Linked DNA regions of Homo sapiens: regions 1 and 2 are each linked to region 3. Evidence: chromatin contacts called from ENCODE Hi-C data. All regions are on one chromosome and are shown on one strand. The core of a region is the stretch at or near the end of the contact, and the rest is flanking DNA. Distances in the headings are between cores, read along the strand shown.

The links. Hi-C counts contacts between places; a loop is a spot of excess contacts on that map. Pooled maps may share reads with other maps.
Region 1: a map with no recorded cell type shows a loop between it and region 3 (6-fold over the local background). The contact joins the promoter of CDCA7 here to the enhancer-like site in region 3. A Hi-C loop is called at or near these places in 2 of 37 single-sample maps with no recorded cell type and 3 of 50 pooled maps.
Region 2: a map with no recorded cell type shows a loop between it and region 3 (14-fold over the local background). The contact joins two enhancer-like sites. A Hi-C loop is called at or near these places in 2 of 37 single-sample maps with no recorded cell type and 2 of 50 pooled maps.

The regions. Positions count from the first base shown.
Region 1 is chr2:173,353,558-173,356,519 of GRCh38, forward strand. CDCA7 (cell division cycle associated 7) reads left to right here and starts at 1,315. Exons shown (of 10, transcript NM_031942.5): 1 at 1,315-1,427. The coding sequence starts at 1,407. RefSeq lists enhancers at 359-1,314, 617-706 and a silencer at 1,257-1,526.
Region 2 is chr2:181,310,414-181,313,390 of GRCh38, forward strand. All of the region lies in intron 3 of LINC01934 (long intergenic non-protein coding RNA 1934), which reads left to right. Among named protein-coding and RNA genes, the nearest start is that of MIR4437, 6.2 kb to the left of the region's middle. RefSeq lists an enhancer at 2,455-2,504. Within about 2 kb of position 1,623, at least 7 of the 41 ENCODE cell types and tissues checked have a DNase peak (open chromatin) inside an H3K27ac peak, as active enhancers do.
Region 3 is chr2:176,931,084-176,933,931 of GRCh38, forward strand. No RefSeq gene overlaps it. Among named protein-coding and RNA genes, the nearest start is that of MIR4444-1, 280 kb to the right of the region's middle. RefSeq lists an enhancer at 817-1,116. Within about 2 kb of position 1,313, at least 4 of the 41 ENCODE cell types and tissues checked have a DNase peak (open chromatin) inside an H3K27ac peak, as active enhancers do.

The DNA.
Region 1 (2,962 bases), core at 65-2,564, 3.6 Mb before region 3:
TATATTTAGCTTTAGTGGCACAAAATTATATTCCCAAATGTTTATTCATTCAACAAATACTTACTGAGGGCCCTGTAATTCCGTAATTTCACCACCCACCGATAGCCTCTCCTCCTGGCACTCACCTTCTAGACCTTGAGCTCTTTGTCCCTTGCACAGTGGCAGAGTGATTACTGGGTAGGTATATTTAAGAAAGGCTGGAAGACTCCTTCCAATCCATTGTCCTCGGGCATTATTTACTTGCTCACAGTTTTTGTATTCAGTACACCAAGAGAGGAACACAGTATGTCCATGCACTCTCTTACTGCAAAGGAATTAATTATTCCCCAGAGAAAAGTTTTGAAATGAGGGGGAAATGCGAATGTTTTCATTTCAAGCGCTTGTTTTAAATGTTAAGAGTATAATTAGTGTCTTCTAAAGAAACTAAATTTACTTTTTCTTGTAGAAGCAAGTTTTGCTCTTCACGCACACAAAAAGCCTCGCTTTATTTCATTTTTTCGTTGTAATGCCAAGTTTGGTTAAAAGGGCAATGAAAAGTTTTCTCGTTCGCACTGACTCAGGGTAGTTCTCAATTCTGAAGACAGAGAAGATCATCAAGCCACAATTGTTCAATCTTTAGTTTCAATCCCCAACAGATAATCGTTAAAGGTTAACTATACTATAGACGTCTTCATCAAGCTGCTGCGGCTTTTCTTCTACTTTGAAAACCACAAGTAAACAAGTCGGCTTCCTGTGCTTTTTGGAAAGAAAGATCAGGATTTAACTCATTTTATTGCTTCAGATAATGGTGTGGTTCCCAGATAAGAGGTGCTACATCCAGGGGCGGTGAACTCGATTATGAAGGGTGGAGTTCGTGCTGGATTCTATGATTTTTTAAATCTTGTAAACCGCACGCAGCAATGAAAGTGCTAAACGCCATGGTGCGTGACCCGCGCCACCCTCACGCTGCTCTCCTTTACCCCCCAGACTCCACTTTTCCTCCGCCACCACGAAAATTCTTGCAAATCAGACAGCTAACCCCGGGGCAATACGAACCATTTTCGCGCCACTCGCTCAGGACCGCGCAGCTGCACAAGGAGAGTGGTCCCCGTAGCCCCTAAAGCCCCCCTTTCTCAAAGGGGATTTTAGGAGTGCCCAAGGCTATCCTTTGAGGTCAGAATATATAGGGGGGTCGTGTTTTTTCCAGGGGGCCACCTAGTCTTGCGCCATGTCTGGCCGTTACCACAGCTTGCAGGACCTGTGTCCCAACGCGGGAAAGACAGCCCGAGCCCCGCCCCTCCGGGCCCGGGTCGGCGCGCCCAGCCTGCCAGCCGCGCTGCTGCTGCTCCTCCTGCTGTGGGACCGCTGACCGCGCGGCTGCTCCGCTCTCCCCGCTCCAAGCGCCGATCTGGGCACCCGCCACCAGCATGGACGCTCGCCGCGTGCCGGTGAGGGCTGGGCGGGCGAACCCGAGGGGCGGGCGCGGTGGGTGCTGGACGCAGGCGGGCGCGGGCCGACCCTCTCCAACTCCGCAGCCTAGCGCTGCCTTAACTGGTGGCCTGCCTAGGCGTTGCCCGCTTGGGCAAGCCCCTGATTTTGTGCACCTGGGATAACTGAGGGCCATGGGGACGTTCCTGCGTGGCGTGCGCACCCGAAGTGCGGGCGGCGTGGAGACTTGAGTCGTTTGCAGGATGGCTAGCAGCGCTGGAAAGCCCTAGGCACGTGCGTCCGCCAAAGGCCGGACAGCGGCCGGGAGCGCTGGCCGGTCCCGATTTTGCCTGCCAGGCAGAGCCAGCCTGCCTGCCCCCTGGGAGGTTGTCCCGCAGCGGCCCAGCCCTTTCCCGCACACAACTCGGAGCCAGTGCGTGGCTCGCCGCGTCTATACCCGCGCTCAGTGGGTGGCCCTTGGGCGCGCACCCCGCCCGGCAAGAGACGCGTCCGCTTCTAACCGCTGAGGGCCAGCGCGTCTGAGGTTTAAGGTCTTGCGAACCGGTCTCCTAGAACTTGGGCTGCGCACGCAGTGTGAAGCGACCGTAGTCCCGGGCGGTGGTTAAGTGCATTTAAAGGGCTTGGTGGGTCAAAGCGTTCGCCGACCATTTGCTCGTTTCCTACTTCCTCCACCCCAACCCCCAACCCCCCACCCCCCACCCCCCAGCCTTACTCTTAGCTGCAGGACGTTGCTCTGAGTGGAACGTTACTTTTTGCTCTAACGGAAGCCAGAACGTAGGGTCGGGCTCCTGGAGAGGGTAGAAGAGTGGGGGTTGGGTGAAACGGAAGACAATGACATGTTTAAAATAAATATCAGGGGTTAGGGACCCTCGCGGGGGTGGGTGCGATGGGGCGTGGTTTCAGAGCTGAGTCGCCGCCCCGGTGGAGCTGGGCATTGGCTTTCCGGATGAAGAAAACCATGTGTAGCTGGTCTTGGAACCTGACATGCCTGAGTTCAAATCTGAGCCACCATGGGACTTGAGTAATCCATTTCGCTTTCCTGAGCCTCAGTTTCCTCATTGGCTAAGTGAGAATAACGATAGCACCTTTGTTGCAAAGAATTAAACCTGACGTGAAAGTGTACTTAACATAGTGCCTGGCACGAAAAACGCCTACTATAAATGGTATTAGTTATTACTTACCTGCCAAAGAAGTTCATCTCCGTCTTGACTATTTGCCTTGCTGCTTTTTTGTGGCTTTTCCTCCAAAGATACGTTTGCCTGGTAAATAACTCTTGGCTTGTGCTGACTTGTTAAAGCTCAGCCTGTATTTCTCGGACAGCTTCCAATAGAATGCCGCCTTTGAGGCTGTCTGGGGCCTCTGACTGCTTGCAGGTAGATTGATGAGTAAAGGGTGGTAATTCCTGCAGTAATGCGATGAACACTGCTGCTTAAGAAGATGGCAGACTTGAGTTCTCCTTCCTGCCCCTGTGATCTTGCAGTCTATTACACCTTCCTGGGGCCTTGAATATCCTCATCTGGAAAATGGGATCTGA
Region 2 (2,977 bases), core at 373-2,872, 4.4 Mb after region 3:
AAAATAGATAAATAAGTAATGATAAAAGAAAAAAATGCTAAAGTGAATTCTTCACATTGAAAAATGAAACAATGAAATAATATGATTTCATATGAAACCATAGGAAAATATAAAGCTCTCTATAAAAGGTAAATATATATACAAGTATAAGACTGTTATCATAATGATGGTATATAAAACTCTCATAATTCTGCTATAGATTTAGTATAGTGTACTACTAAACTGTACACTTAAAAAGGTATAAAATGTTATATTTGTTTTAGTTCAATTAAAATTTTATAAAATGAAAAAAGAAAACTAATTCATAACATGGATGTATTAATTTATTATTTATTACCAAAATTGCATTTTATAAAGAAAAATAGCAATCTATGTTATAACCAAAGATACTCTGAAAAAAAAATCAGGTTAAAATATGGAAAAATATTTCAAACAAAAATATGTGAAAAAATGAAAAGTACAATAAAAATATCAACATGCGTTTTTATGAAGCTAGACAAGTTTATTTTAAAGTTTATGCAGAAAAATACATACACAAGAATAGGGCCTGGCATGGTGGCTTATGCCTATAATCCCAGCACTTTGCGAGGCCTTGGTGAGAGGACTGCTTGAGCCCAGGAGTTTATGACCAGCCTAGGCAACATTAGTGAGGCCCTGTCTCTACAAAACATTAAAAAAAATAATAATAACCAAGTGTGGTCCCAGTTACTCAGGAGGCTGAGGCAGGAGAATCACTTGAGCCTGGGAGGTCAAGGTTGCAGTGAGCCAGGCAGTGAGCACTCCAGCAGGCTGGGTGACAGAGTGAGGCCCTGTTTCAAAAAAAAAAAAAAAAAAAAAAAAACACTAAAAAGAAAAGCTGTAAGTGGGAACTAGTTATAACAAATGTTAAAACCTAGTATAAATCTTTTATACTTAAATCTTTTTATACTATAAATCTTTTAAACAGTGTGTCACCAGCTCATGATAAAAAGACTGATGAGTGGAACTGAATGGAAATTCTAGAAATAGATCCAGGTACATATTGAACTTGGGTATGTATGTGCATATCTGTACATTTACATCTATTTCCAAGTTCTCTGCCAAACCTGAAAACCCATTTTTGGGGATTTCTCTCCTGCACTGACTTGGTGTTACTGTCCTGGCAGGTGAACCTTGATTTTATTCCATGCTTCTAGTGATAGATTTTACCAGCATTGTTCATTACAACTTTCTGTATTGATGGAAATGTTCTAAAATCCGGGCTGTCCATTAGGGAAGCCACTGTCCATATGTGACTATTGAGCCTTTGAATTAGGCCAATGTGTGACTGAGAAACTTAGTTTTAAATTCTATTTAATTTGAATTAATTTATGTTTAAATAGTCATACAAGGTGTGTGGGGACGCTACTGGATGATCCTGCCCTATACTCTAAGCTCCTCCAGGAGAGGTCCAAGTCTGTTTAGTTCACATCAATGTCTAGTACAGTGCCTGAGGGATGACTAGTCTTTTTATTTCCAATCCGTATTAATTCTATTACATATGTATAGTAGGAGGGCTGGTTGCACCCTGATGTTCAGCTCCAAACCAGAAGATTAAATGCCCCAGTGCTGGATGTAGATGCTTAGAAGAAGCAGAAGCAGCTGCTAAGGGTGGGGCGTGATCAGGGAGGAGAACTGCAGCTTGTAATCGGTATTTCTTGCAAAGGCTTTTCCCTCTGCAAAAGTTCACTCTAATTTACATAAACCTCGGAGTATTGTTTTTAGATAATAGGGAGTAAAAAACAAAAGCAGACATAAATATATTTATCCACCTGCCTCAAGAAAATGATAGCTTTCTTAAAATAGTATTTTCAGCCTTTCTCTGGAGAAATATGTCTTTGAGGAAACATACACTCTCAATGGTTTAAGTAAACACGTCTCAGGAAAGCAGAACATCAGATGGAGGGCTCAACAGCAACAAAAGGAGGAAATCAGAATTTTATAAGAATTTCTGGTAATCTAAAGATTGTTTAAATCAGATCTTCATAGACAATTTTGGGCAAAGTCAAATAAAATGTTAATGCTGGTATAGAGAGAGCAAATGTTCTATGGGGCCATAAATGACTGACTGGACTTTCAGCTTTCCCAGTCCCTCAGCCGAGTAAGGAAAGCTACTCAACTTCTCTGATCATTAGCTCGTTTATCCGCAAAAGAGAATTGTATTGGGTAAGTGTGGTTTGCGGGGATGGAAATGTGGGTCAATGGTCAGCAGAGGTGAATTCCCCTCTACTAGTGTTTCCTGTCACACTATAGCTACCCCAAAGAGGTTGTCGTACAGGGTTAAACAATGTGAGAGCTGGAGAAGGTTCTAGAAATCACCCAATCAAATGAGGAAATCGACTAAAGAGGCAAAGACAAAAGTGATACCAGCAGCAGACTCTAAAAAAAGAACATGGCAAAAGTCACCAGGCTCACACCTGCTCCATGCTCTGGGTCACCATCTTCGAAATCAGGACTCTGCTGAAAGTTCAGAGATGCTAACACTCAAGTGCATATTTCAAGTACAGCTTTCTCACGCTGTGATTTCCATTATTTGTTTTTCTTTAGTTTGTTAAGTGTGTTGCCAGAGTGATGAGATTTCTTTATTCGAGCAAGTGATTACAATCACTTTACATTAAAAAAAAAAAAAGTCTCAACATTATATAGTAGGAAGACCAGCTTTTTGCTCAGTCTTCTACAGTTTTCTCTCTTTCAATGAGGCACTTTGGCGTATCTTAAATTTCAATGAACACAAACAACTTTCAGGGTTTTCTTTCTTTCTTTCTTTCTTTCTTTCTTTCTTTCTTTCTTTCTTTCTTTCTTTCTTTCTTTCTCTCTCTCTCTCTCTCTCTCTCTCTTTCTTTCTTTCTTTCTTTCTTTCTTTCTTTCTTTCTTTCTTTCTTTCTTTCTCTTTCTCTCTCTCTCTTTCGTTCTTTTACTCTGGGTGGCCTCTTTAGCTTCATTGTCTTTTCTCTTCCTG
Region 3 (2,848 bases), core at 63-2,562:
AACATATACAAGCCATGTGACCCAGCAATCTTTATCCTAGATATTTACCCAAGAGAGATAAAAATGTGTCCACGCAAAACTTTTACATCAATGTTTATAGCAGCATTATTCATAATCGTCAAAACTGAAAGCAACCCAAGTATCTATTAACCAGTGAATGGATAAACAAATTGTGGTATATCCAATGGAGTATTACTATAAAAGCAACAAAATATTAGTACTCTCGACAACATAGGTGAATCTCAAAAATATTATGCTAAGTGAAAAAAGGTAAACACAAAGGGCTACATACTATGATTCTGTCTGTATGAAATTCTAGGAAAGGCAAAACCATAGCAACAAAAAGCAGATCAGTAGTTGGTTGGCTGGGGCCAAGAGCTGGGGGAATATATTGACTGTAGGAGCACAAGGGAACTTCTAGGGTGATGGAAATGTTCTAATTTGATCATGGTGGGGAATGGATTTTTTAAATATACTAGGGATTTGTTTTTCTTTTTAAGGGATTTCTTTTGGAAAAAAAAAAAGTCCTAGAATAAGAACAGAAGCATGTTCTCTTCTGAGAAATAATCCTTAGAAAATAGAAGTTAAGCCAAAATATGTAACATTACCTATGTCTTTTAAAACTTTTCTTGTCCATCTAATTTCCATCTTAAGAAAAATTAGAAATAAATCAATTACACTTTAAATACTTTTGGTACAGTTGAATATGTACAGGACTGCTGAATATTGAATAGGTTCCCAGAGAAACTCTTTGTAACAGAACTTTCCATTTGACCATAGCCCTTAAGGCATTTAAAGACAAGTGAGAAACAGACTGTTTTGGTTCGTTGGTTTGGGTTTTTTTTTCTTTTTTTTTTCATTACTTAGCTTTGTCATCATGCTTTCCTACCACCAGAAGGCATATTTATGACTCATCAGTCAACACCCAGTGTCAGATAACTAGCCATTAACATACTTCACTTGTACTGTGATGAAAATGATATCACAACTTTCAAGAGATCCCCTTGAAGATGAAACTGAAAGAAATGGTGGCCACATGTTGTTTCAAACCTGTATTCGTTACACCTCCTGACTGCATGTCGTGCAAAAGGGCCAAACAGATGTGTAAAAAATAGCTGTTTAACAGGGGGGAAAATACTGTAAAATTGTTTATGGCAGGACAGCGGGTTCTTATAGGCAAAGTAAATTACAAATAGATTTCTCAATTACTTTTTAAAGCCTAGTATTTGATTCTTATATAACAGTCAAAAATCAATTTTGCATGGAATTTATGTGAATGCCTCATTATTAATAAAACAGCGGTTGGCGGCTGCTACTTCCTCCCCACAACAGCAGCACGCAGTGGGGAAGCATTCACGTGCCAGGCTGTGCAATTCTTTATCTTTTTATCCTCTGGTTCAGCATCATAAAAAAGAAAGGGAAGAGATGAATCCCAAGCAAATTTTAGGCATGGGCTTCTGGCAGCACCTATTTCATGGGGGCCTGCTGGTGCCCTGAGAGTACTTGGTGATGGGTGCTGAGGGAAGTCCTCACCCTACTCCCTGCTCATACTGTACCTCGAAGGTCTTTTTTAAAAAAAAAAAAAGTATAATTAAGCAAGTAACTCTAGTTGTTGAAAAAGTCACTGAGCTCTTTCTCTCGCTCTATCCTTAGCATATCCAACCTCGGTACTAGAGTCTACTGACCCTGTGAATTGATTTAAAAGGACTGGCCAGTGGCAATTTTCCCCAGATTGCTTTATTTCTCCAAAATAAAATTATTTATTTTGAAAAGAACTTGCTCCTGACCCAAACATTCTAATAACATAACAAGCATAATTCTCATTCAACAAACAAGAAAATTGAATCCCACTTATGTCTACAGACCATAACAGTCTGCTCCCTACACTGTACTTGATTCATCAAACCATGAACACTCCCCGTTTCCCAAATGAAAAGTGTAGTGTGGTGAGAAAAACCTAGCTTCTCTGGTTAGCCCTCCCTAACCAATTGGATGACTTTAAACAGTTATATCACTGTTTTAGGCCATGTCTGTTAACTGGTAAAATAAGAGAGTTTTCAAAATTATCTGAGGTTTCCTTCAGCTAAGATTTGGCAATGAGAAGAAATCATTGTATTCCCATTACATGTGAAAAGCAAAAAGAAAATTCTATGTTTGGCCAACAACATGGAGAAATGCTTATCTTCAGAGGTTAAATTCAGCTAAACAGTAGCTACCTGCTATTTCTTCTATTGGGTGCATGCCTCAAAAACGCTAACGGGGGAAATGGCAGGGCGATACACTGAGTGCTTACAGCATGTTTCCAGAAACTGATTTATTCTTGATTTGAATCTCTACTATGTGCATAATTACACCTGGTAACTGCAGGCAAGCTGTGGGCAACACTCTTGCCCCCTTAGTATTTGTGTCAGCAGTTAATTAGGAATGCAGTGCTAATACAGTCTTTAAACCAACCCCAAAAAGCTGTAGTAAAATCTAGTTTAACAAACAGACATGCATATCAGATGACTCCTTGCAGATACAGAATACCAAGAGTTTATTTACCAATGAAAATCCATGGTAGGTAAGATCTGATCCATGGGTTTGTTTGCTTTTGGGTTTTTGGAGACAGATTCTCGCTCTGTTGCCCAGGTTGGAGTATAGTGACGTGATCTCGGCTCACTGCAACCTCTGCCTCCCGGGTTCAAGCAATTCTCCTGCTTCAGCCTCCTGAGTAACTGGGACTACAGACGTGCACTACCATGCCTGGCTAATTTTTGTATTTTTAGTAGAGACAGGGTTTTGCCATGTTGGCCAGGCTGGTCTCGAACTCCTGACCTCAAGTGATCCACCTGCCAAAGTGCTGGGA